2 separate regions of the Mus musculus genome follow, and region 2 is linked to region 1. A link is a contact called in ENCODE Hi-C or POLR2A ChIA-PET data. All regions are on one chromosome and are shown on one strand. Each heading gives the region's core, a stretch centred on a gene start or an enhancer-like site at or near the end of the contact. The rest is flanking DNA. Distances are from core to core; before and after follow the strand shown.

Region 1 (4,753 bases), core at 566-3,065:
ATCCATTTTCCCACCACCACACTGGAAGCGACTCCGGAACCCGCCTTCTCTCTAAGGCACCATCCCCCCTCTCAGGCTTCCAACTTTGCGGATCAGCGCACAAAAGATAATCTGCTCTTCCCCCCCCCCCCCCCCACTCCGAGAGATGCGCGCCGCCCACCTCCGCCCCGGGACGCCCCGGCCTGCGTGGCCCGCGCCGCCCGGACCAGGGCGAACTGCAGAGGGCTCCCGGCCGCAGCCGCTCCCTTAGGGCCTGAGGATGCACTTGCAGAGAGGCCCAGCCCCGGAGGCCCAGCGATCGGCCGGACGCTCGGCTGCTGCAGCATCCCGACAACATCCCCGCAGCCAGGGGCTGCGCGGACAGCCTGTAGGGAAGGGACAGACCCCCAGAGGGTCATGGATCCAGCCACCCGACGCGCACTCACCACGCAGCGCCGCGGAGCCCGCGCGTCTACGTCCCGACCGCCCGGAGACCCACGCGCGCTGTTCAATCCGGGCTCCGAGTGACGAAAAGCCGCGCTCGGCTCCAGCCTGACCCCGACCGACGCACAGACCCGGGGACGCACCGACCGTCTGGCGTCCGAACTAAGTTTCAAAGTTCCCTTCCCTGCGAGGGAAGGGGACTCAGACAGCGCCGCTGCCCCTGACCGTGCCCGCTGAGCTCAAAGGGGAGCTGGGGTCCGATGCCCCTGGTCCTGGGATCCAGGCACTACCTCCCGGGGGCGCCGCGCTGTGGGGCCCTGGCTGGAGTTGAGCACAGAGAACCTAGAAAAATGGTGGGGACGGGGAGCGAGAGTGTACCTCCTCGCTGCGGCTCCAGCCTGGAGGGACGCTAGCTCCCCAATCCAGGGAAGGGATAGGCCTTGATTGGACGACACCGGCATAAAATCAGAGGCGCCACGGGGTAGTGACGGCCAATTAGTAAACGGCCCAATTAATGCTCAGCGCCGAGAAGTTAAAACCCCGACGCGCGAGTGTGGACAACCGAGGGGTGGGGGCGAGCAGTGGAGGGTGCTGGAGCCTGTGACTGTCCCTGGGTGTGTCCGGGTGTGACTAGGTGGCCGTCAGGGCGATTTGTAGCTGGGGCTTCTCCTCCAGGGGATGGATCTGCGTGACCGAACGTGTACACTTGTGGGTCATTGTGAGTCTGAGCTGTGACTGTCGGAGCTACTTCTTTGTGTGACTGTCCCCCGTTGCCACTGGATGTGACAGCAGCTGCGAACCTGTGTGGAAGCGTTGTGTATGAGTGTAGATAGATGAGGTGACTTGTATGTTATCGTAGCCCTGTGCGTGGGCGAGTGGCTGCGTGTGGTTGAGGATAAATGACTGGCACCGTGACTTATGTGGGACGGCGAAGGCTGTGTGTGGTGCCGCCTGGCTGGGTGACAGAGAGTCGCTGCGCGTCGGCTTGTGAATGAATGCGAAGCGTGGGTGAGTGTGTCACTGTGTCGTCTTACGGGAAGCTGTCGGGCTGACTTCTGCCCGTGATCTACAACTCCCAGCATGTGTGACCGACCGCGAGGGTAGCGGTGTGAGTGGCACGTGCCCGTCGTCCAAGATGTTGTGTGCGTGTCCCCGTGTGCGCCCCCAGAGTGCCTACGTCCGCAGCCACGAGATTACTCCTGCCCCCCACGCTCCAGCCCGGGACACTCGGGCCCCCAGCCTACCTTGCCGCCTACCTTGCCGCAGTGGTAGTAGTCCAGGTGTGCCAGGCCGGCCGGCTCGGCCCCGGGCCGCGCACCTACCGCGGGCGCCGAGGGATACAGGCGGACGTCCATGGCGGGCGCGGCGGCGGCGGCGGCTCCCGCGGGCAGTGCCTGGGCGGGCAGCCGTGGGAGCCCTATGCGAGCCCGTGTGCGAGCGCGGGGGGCGGGCCGGGGGCGGTGCCCGGAGGGGAGCTACGCCCTCCCGCCACGCCCTCCCCCGCCCCGCCCGCAAGCGCTATTGTTCCGGCCTCGGGAGCCGCCGAGGGCAAGGGGGGCCCCCTGGTCGCCTTGGTCTCCGCCCAACCCTCCGCCCCTAGAGTTAGTTGCCAGTCCAAGTGGACCGTTCCTGTCCCGCCTTTTGTCACCAAGAAGAGAGAAATCTCTAGGCCACCCCTGTCCAGAAATGGGACATTCCCAGCCCCAAATATTGGGGACAGTGTCAATCCCCACCCTGCTTGCAGGGCAAGTAGGAAGTGGTTGAAGGAGCATCCATTTGGAGATGGGCACTATCTTACCTTTTGCCTTACATGGGTCTTAGAATAGTTCCCTGCCTCCCAACACACACACCTCAAGCTCATCTGAGTTATTCAGAGAGGGACGGGGGGAGGGGGCAACGTGCATAAAGGTTTATTTTATATATGAGGAAATCGAGGCACCAGAAAGGGAGAGCATGCAGAAGTGAAAGCGCTTGGATGAAGACTGTGGAAAGTCCCCTCCCCCTTACTGGTAAGGACGGGAAGGCTCAGAAGCCCCGTACACTTAGCGTACACTTAGCCACCATCCAGAGCTTTTCGGAACCCCAGAGAAGCAGTGTGAATCTGCCCCTTGTCGTCCGTCCATCTGTAACAGCACCCTTGTTCCACAGACACTTGCTAGCTGGAAGAACCATCAGGGGCTGTCTGCTGCTCACCCCACCCCCATCCAGTTCCTGGGTTCCAGGTTCTGGAATACTTTCGAAGCCTGCCTGGGAAGAACAACTGGAGAAAAGAGCGTGAGCCTCTTGCCCACTTAGGAGACAGCTTGAAACTAGCTCAGGCTCCATAACTGCTTCTTGGACTTGCTTCCTGGCCGGGAGCGAGGACCGCAGCAACCATGAAATCCAGGCACCTCAAGAGCAGTGTGGGAACTGGTCTTCCAGCGAAGGCTGGAGAACAACAGAGGGAAATTACAACCCAGAAAGGAAAGAGCTTCTAAATAAACGTCAGTCATTGTTTCTAGAAACACCAGGCTCAGCCTTATCAAAAAGGAATTTCCGACAAGCCTCTCTCCTCCCCCCCCCCACCCCCCCTGTCTCTCCCAGATCTGGCTACCCAACTAACCTAGCAATAGTCACTGAAACACACACACACACACACACACTTCTCTGCATTGAATTGAGTATTTCATGTGCACGTGGATGGCTTCTGTGCTGTCTGTCTGTCCTGTTTACTTTTCTCTCCTTGTGCCATTAGCCCACTGGACTACTTCAGCTTTGTAATAAATCTTAATGTCCCATAGAATAAGTCCACACACATTTTGTTCTTTAAGACTACCTTGGCAATTGGCCTTGGTGCCTTAATAAAAATCAGCTGGGATTGTCATTGTTCTCACATCGAATCTTTATCCCAATTCGGATGAAGAGGGTGTTTTCTCTGTGCATTAATTTTATCCATGAACATGGTACACCCACTTAGGGTTTCTTTACAAGTTCTCTCAGCCATGTTCGTATGCGAAAACCTGGCACATCTTTTATTAGATTTACAACTGGGTTTTTTTTTGTCATTTTTATGCTATTATCAATTATTTATTTTGTTTGTTAATATGATGGTCAAGGCTTTCTAACACCTCCACAAATCCTTTGACACTCCTCCCTAGGAGTAGAGTCTAATGCCTCCCTCTTAGAAAGGCTGATTTTGGCGAGTGGTTCTTAGTAAATACCATGACTTCTGAGGCTAGTTCATTAAAGCTAACACAGTCTCACCTGCTTGACTTCTCAGCAGGCTCTTGTTTGGAGCTGTAAGCTACCATGTAGGAGGGCTGGAATCATCAGAGAAGCCCTGAAAAGATTATGGTCTTTCTTGAATCCAAAATGTTTAGCACTTGGATTGAAGACACAGGCAGAATCTCTGTGAGTTCAAGTCCAGCCTGATCTACATAGTGAGTCCCAAGACCACCAGGGCTACATAGGAAGACCCTGTCTCGATAAATAGACAGATTATTGGTAAATAGATAGACAAGATATTCAGTTGCCATGACCGATAATAAGTGCATATTATTTTAAGCTACAAAATTTTGAGGTTGTTTCTCAACCATATAGGCCTAGAATATACTGGAAATAAACTTTTACACAATGTTCCAAAAACCAGAAACACTGCCAAACTCACTAACCCTAATCATTTGTACATGGATTCTTTGGCTTTTAAAAACCCTAGAGCTATGCTCTCTCCCATCTGTAAATAAAATGAAAGTTTTCTCTTAAGTTCCAATCCTTGTATGTTCCGTTGCTTTTTCTTGTCTTGTCTCACTGGCCAGTAACAGTAACAGAAAATGTGAGAGAAGCCGCCAGCCCCCAACTTAGTCTTCCTTCTGAGCACAGAAGGACTATCAATACTCACCACGAACTGTGTGCTTGCTCTACTCTCTCTCTCTCTCTCTGTGTGTGTGTGTGTGTGTGTGTGTGTGTGTGTGTGTGTGTGTGTATCTTGACAAATCTTGCCCTTTGAGGTCAGGAGATAAAAGTGCCACATGAGATCAGTGAGGGATGCTTAACGCCCAAGAGCTAATGGCAGACCCAAAGCTACAGCTAAACCCGAATCTGTCATCCAGCATTTCCCACTGGCCACACCCCAGCACTCTTGGTCTCATCAACTCTAGCAAAAAAATTGTCAACAAAGTCCACCATGGTTCAAAAGACTCCTAGGAGCCAAACTGCTGTGACTTCTCTGGAATCTGCCAATAGCAGCCACCCCTGTCAGCCCTTCCCAGAGAAGAAGGAAGACTTCGAGAGGACATGGAGAAGTCTGGTGAGGATCTTACCAGGGAAGACAGACAGTTCTCCGAGCTTGGCT
Region 2 (4,753 bases), core at 970-3,469, 270 kb after region 1:
CAATCACACCCTCATTTGTTCGTTCTTTGTGAGCATCTGCATAAGTCACTTCTCCTGCTTGCCGCATGAAATCCTAAAACAGTTAAGACTGATAAGCTCCAGAAATCTAAAGCAAGACCACGTAGCCAACTCTTAAGGAAAGTAACTGCTCTGTCTTTAAAACCCCAGGTACATACCTTTAAGTCTTGCCAACTGCAACGACTAGACAGATTTTCTACAATAAGCCTGTACTCTGTACGAACAGGTGGTCCATATTTGTCTCTGCCAGAAGTTCTCCGACTGCTGTATCCACCTCCACCACCTTTATCACATGAAGGGAGTAATTAGATGCGTTGCAATGACAGGCATGCATGTTTTTGAAAGTTAGTACAAACATAGCAACGTTTATTACTGGAGTAGGACTTTGCTATTATACTGCTAAACCCTCGATACATTTGTGATTTGCCACAAATTAAATTAAGGGCAAGTCAAATAGACTAAATCCAACTAAACCTCTCCTACAATCTGTTAGAGAGTGACTGCTCCTTTATTCAATTTACCTCGCTAAGTTTTATTTTACAGAACATTGTAAAATATAAAACTTAACTGATTACATGCATTTCTACATTTTACAAAAATGTTTACTAGTTACACTAAGTACTTACATCACAGTGTGAGGTTTTTGGTGGTGGTTTGGCCACAAAACACGCAAGGTAACAGTCACCTAGTTCAGATTAACCAGTTTTGTCTAACCCTTGGAATCCTCACCATCACCCTGCGTCTAATGGCAAAAGGCTGCTGTCGTCATGGCTTCCGGTAAGGTCAGCCAAAGGGTCATAGGGCAAGGGTCACACAATGTATGGAAAAGCCAAGGCCAATCAGGAAAGGCAGTCATCTTAGCCTCAGTGGACACAGCCTCAGCCCCATTGGTCACTTTCAAATTGAAACATCAAGGACTTGTTAAAAAGTTGGAATTCAACATGCAACAATTTCAACATTAAACATTTCACATAACCAAAATCCCCCCAACCCCCTCCCAGTAACATGCCCCAACTATTTCAAATACAGCATAAAGCTTATTTAGATTTACTTTGTGGTACTATGCCACATTACTTAGTTTAAAATGGCATTTTCTTTGCCCCCCCCCAATCAAGCCTCCCAGCTCCTAAGACTTAGACTTCAAGCTCCTCCCCTTTCCCCGCCCCCTGCCCCACCTCCACCCCAGCCTTCCTAGAAACTTCCTCAATGCTAACAAGCACTGACAGATAAGCAAGGGGGCATACTACAAATACAGCCAGCCCTCGCTTTCAATGGCAGAACCCAAGTCAGTGCCAAAGAGGGCCAACTGAAGCCACTCCTTCCAAACTTAAGTCAACCGGCCACCCGACCCCATTCCCCGCGCTCCGGTGTCCCACGGCTACCCGGGCATGCGTGGAGGTAGAGGGGCCCCGGGAACACCCAGGGCCGACAAGCCCCGGCCTCCGCGCCTGCCCGGGCTGGGGAGGTCCCACCCTGCCCACCCAAGTGACTGCACCCGCCCTGCGCCCCCAACCCCCGCCCCCCCCAGGTACCCAGGACGCGGAGCGCGCGGGGGTAAGGACTCACTGCGGCTTCCGTAGCTGTAGCCATCGCGGTCGCGGCGCGGGCCCCGGGCGTGCTCTACGATCACGCGCTCGCCGCACAGCTCCTTGCTGTTGAGCTCGTACACGGCATCGTCGGCATCCCGGGAGTCCTCGAACTCCACGAAACCGTACCTGCGGAGGGGCGGAGCGCGAGCCGCGCACCGGCGGGCGGGCGTGTCGTTAGCCGGCGCCGCGCGCTCCCGCGCCCTCCCCCGCGCGCGCGCGCTCGGGGCGCCGCCGCCGCCGCCATTTTAGAGGCCCTGCCACGCGGCGCCGCGGCCTTGGCCGCCTCGGGTCCTTGGGGGACCTCTCTCCGCCGCGGGGCGCGGCCTCCCAGACCCGACTCACCCATTTTTGAGGTCGATCTCGAGGAGGCGGCCGTAGCCGCTGAAAAAGCGCTGGATGTCCTTCTCGCGGACGTTGTAGCTCAGGCGTCCTATGTAGACGCGCGGCATGGCCGTGACCCACGGGTGTCCTCCGGGAGGCTGGCGGAGGGGCGGCGGGCCGCGGGGCAGGGCTGCGGTGCGGGTGCGGGGACGGCGAAGGCCCGAACACGCGCCTCACACCGCAGCGGCGGCCGAGTCAGCCACACAATGGTGCGCGCGCGCGCGCCGGCCTACGCTATAAGTGCCCGGGGGCGGGGCGCGGCGCGGCGCAGCGCGTGACGTCGTCGCGCAGCACGTCCTCTCCCGCGCCGCGGGCCGCTCCGGATGTGTTGGGGCGGCCCGCGGCGCGTGCCGTGCTTGCTGGGAGTTGATTTCGCTACTGTCATGTCCCCTGGCGCTGTGCAGCCATCAGCGTAAACAGCCGAGGCCCGGACCTTTTGAGTCGTGCCTAATAAACTGTTCTTGTGCCCAGGCACGCGGAGAACGAGTTTTATTTCTCATTGGTTGTCCGGGCTGTCAGTCTAGGCCATCTTGGTCTCTGATTGGTCTACTAAAAAAAAAGAGGTTGCTCTTTCCCTTCAGCGGGTAGCTCGCACTGGTTTCGTTGAGTACACGCTCTTGGGAGTCGGACAGTTCCTTAGTTTCTCAGCGGCTCGGGATCTGTCCCCGAGGTTTAGTGACCAGCGGGGGAGGTGCTGTGGCTGGTCTGGGTGGCATCCCTCCCTCTGCTCGGAGCTCTGACAGCTCTGAATCCCGCGCTCGCCGCGGCCGTTCACAAAGGGAGCATGGCTGGGCCCCATGGTCCTCCAAGACCCCCTATCCCCTTTCCTATCCATACTGTCCTTAACCTGGTTGGATCCGAAGGCAAACTATTTATAAAGCAGAAATACACACTTAGGAGTTTATGGAGGTGACATCTAATGCTGTAGAGTTAAACAAAACAGCCCCACTGCCCTGGAGTAAAGTTAATTGACTATCAAGGAGCATGCCTTGGGAGTATTCAAAGCACGGCGAAGGTTTGGCTAGAGAGGTAAGGAAACCGAAAGCAGAGCACGGTGTGATAAAAGCTGAGAGAAAAGACTGCCATTGAGTTAGTACCTGCTCTTTAGGAATTTGTTTTCTGCCCAGAATCTGGGCAGCCTCAGGCTTTTCAGCTATAATGAGAGAAGATTCTGTCCTCTGGGGCAGACCGGCAATGTTGATAGCACACAGGGAGATGTGTTAATAGTATTCTCGAGGGAAGAGAACGTCCTTAAGTTAGAAATATAAATATATATATGTAGACAGCTTTTAAAAATATTCATGGAACACAGAATGAAGTCAACACATAACAGTTTTATCAAATTGTCAATTTCTAAAAACTTGTTAAAATTTATTTGTGAGTGGTGAGAAGACTGAAGCCGGTAAAGGTGCTTGCTGCCAAGCTGGAGGACCCGACTTTGATCCTAGAGACCCACACGGTAGAAGGAACAACAACAACAACAAAAACAATTCTTGCAAGTTGTCCTCTGACCTCCTGATGCGTGTCATGCCTTCAATAAATAACTAAGTGTGATGATAACACATTTTAAAATTATTTGTAAAAGCAAACACACATCTGGATTCCACACGAGACGAAAAAGCCAGTATTTGTCATTCTCCTACCCTATTACCATATTTTGTTCCCCTCTTCCCTTATCCTTGTTTCCTTCACATAGTTCCCTTTCTACTTTCATGTTCTACACACACACAAGACAACCCATGAGATCATTTATCTTCCAAAGTTCCTAGTTGGATCAGCAGCACTGGGGAGTCCTGTTGCCGACCTAACTTGGTACTTTGCAAAAGCAACAAACTGAAATGACAAGTGCGCAGCATGAGAGTCTATTTATTTTTTTAGTGGGCTGGGGGAGGGAAAAGCCAGATAGTCAGGTGCAGTATCTGATGCCTGTTCTCAGCATCCGGGAGCTGAGGAAGGAGGACTGCTATGGGTTCTAGATTAGCCTTGGCTAAGTTTGAGGCATTGTCTTAAAAACAAGGAAGGGAAGGGTCTGTTGGGAAACTGCTTGCTTCTGGAGCTTGACCGTTCCTGTGGAATGACACCTGAGGTGACCCTTGGCCTCCACACTTGATGCACATGCTAGTTTGGAACTCCAGAGCCTCAATATCAATGAGAGCCAGTTCCTACAGGTTCGCTCACCACATCTCCCTCCCACCCCCAACTGATTCTGTTACCATGTGAAATCTCAACTAACACAGCCACCCCAGAGTATTTGTGTGGAATGCAGCAGAGGCTGCTCTGGGAAGTTCTGCCCAGAGCATCTGACTGATGGCCCATCCATGCCATCAGTCTGATAGATAGATCTCTGAGGCTTGTCTGCGGGAGATTTGTGTAAACGGTGCCAAGCCAGTCCAAACCCTCATTTAAAATCTTCTGAGCCAGGTGCGGTGGTGCACACCTGTAACACCAGCAGATCAGACTTCCGGGCAAGAGGATCAGTCAACTGAGCAAGGCGCTGGGGATATGGTTCAATGGTTTGCTGCCGAAGACCTGACCTGGGTACCTAGAATGAAATTCAAGTATCTCACAAACACCTATAACTCTAGTTGCAGGGGGGAATCCAATGCCTCTGGCTTTTGTGGACCTCCGCACACATAAGTACATACCTCTAAACACATACACACTTTTAGATAAATATATATATTTATTTATCTCCAAATTGCCCCCAGAACTTGGGAGGCAGAGACAGGGGGAATCTCTGTGAGTTCAAAGCCAGCCTGGGCTAC

What was found. A loop is a pair of places that touch in the nucleus more often than their neighbours do. ChIA-PET counts read pairs that join two places held with the same protein, here RNA polymerase II (POLR2A).
Region 2: a map of heart shows a loop between it and region 1 (2.5-fold over the local background). The contact joins the promoter of Srsf6 here to the promoter of Tox2 in region 1. A Hi-C loop is called at or near these places in 1 of 37 maps with a recorded cell type or tissue (heart). POLR2A ChIA-PET finds 5 or more read pairs at or near these places in 1 of 5 experiments (embryonic stem cell).

Annotation. Positions count from the first base shown.
Region 1 is chr2:163,200,189-163,204,941 of GRCm38, reverse strand. It overlaps Tox2 (TOX high mobility group box family member 2), which reads right to left and starts at 1,815. Exons shown (of 9, transcript NM_001372575.1): 1 at 1,680-1,815. The coding sequence starts at 1,778.
Region 2 is chr2:162,928,974-162,933,726 of GRCm38, reverse strand. It overlaps Srsf6 (serine and arginine-rich splicing factor 6), which reads right to left and starts at 2,219. Exons shown (of 6, transcript NM_026499.4): 1 at 1,950-2,219; 2 at 1,585-1,733; 3 at 177-301; 4 at 1-73. The coding sequence starts at 2,056.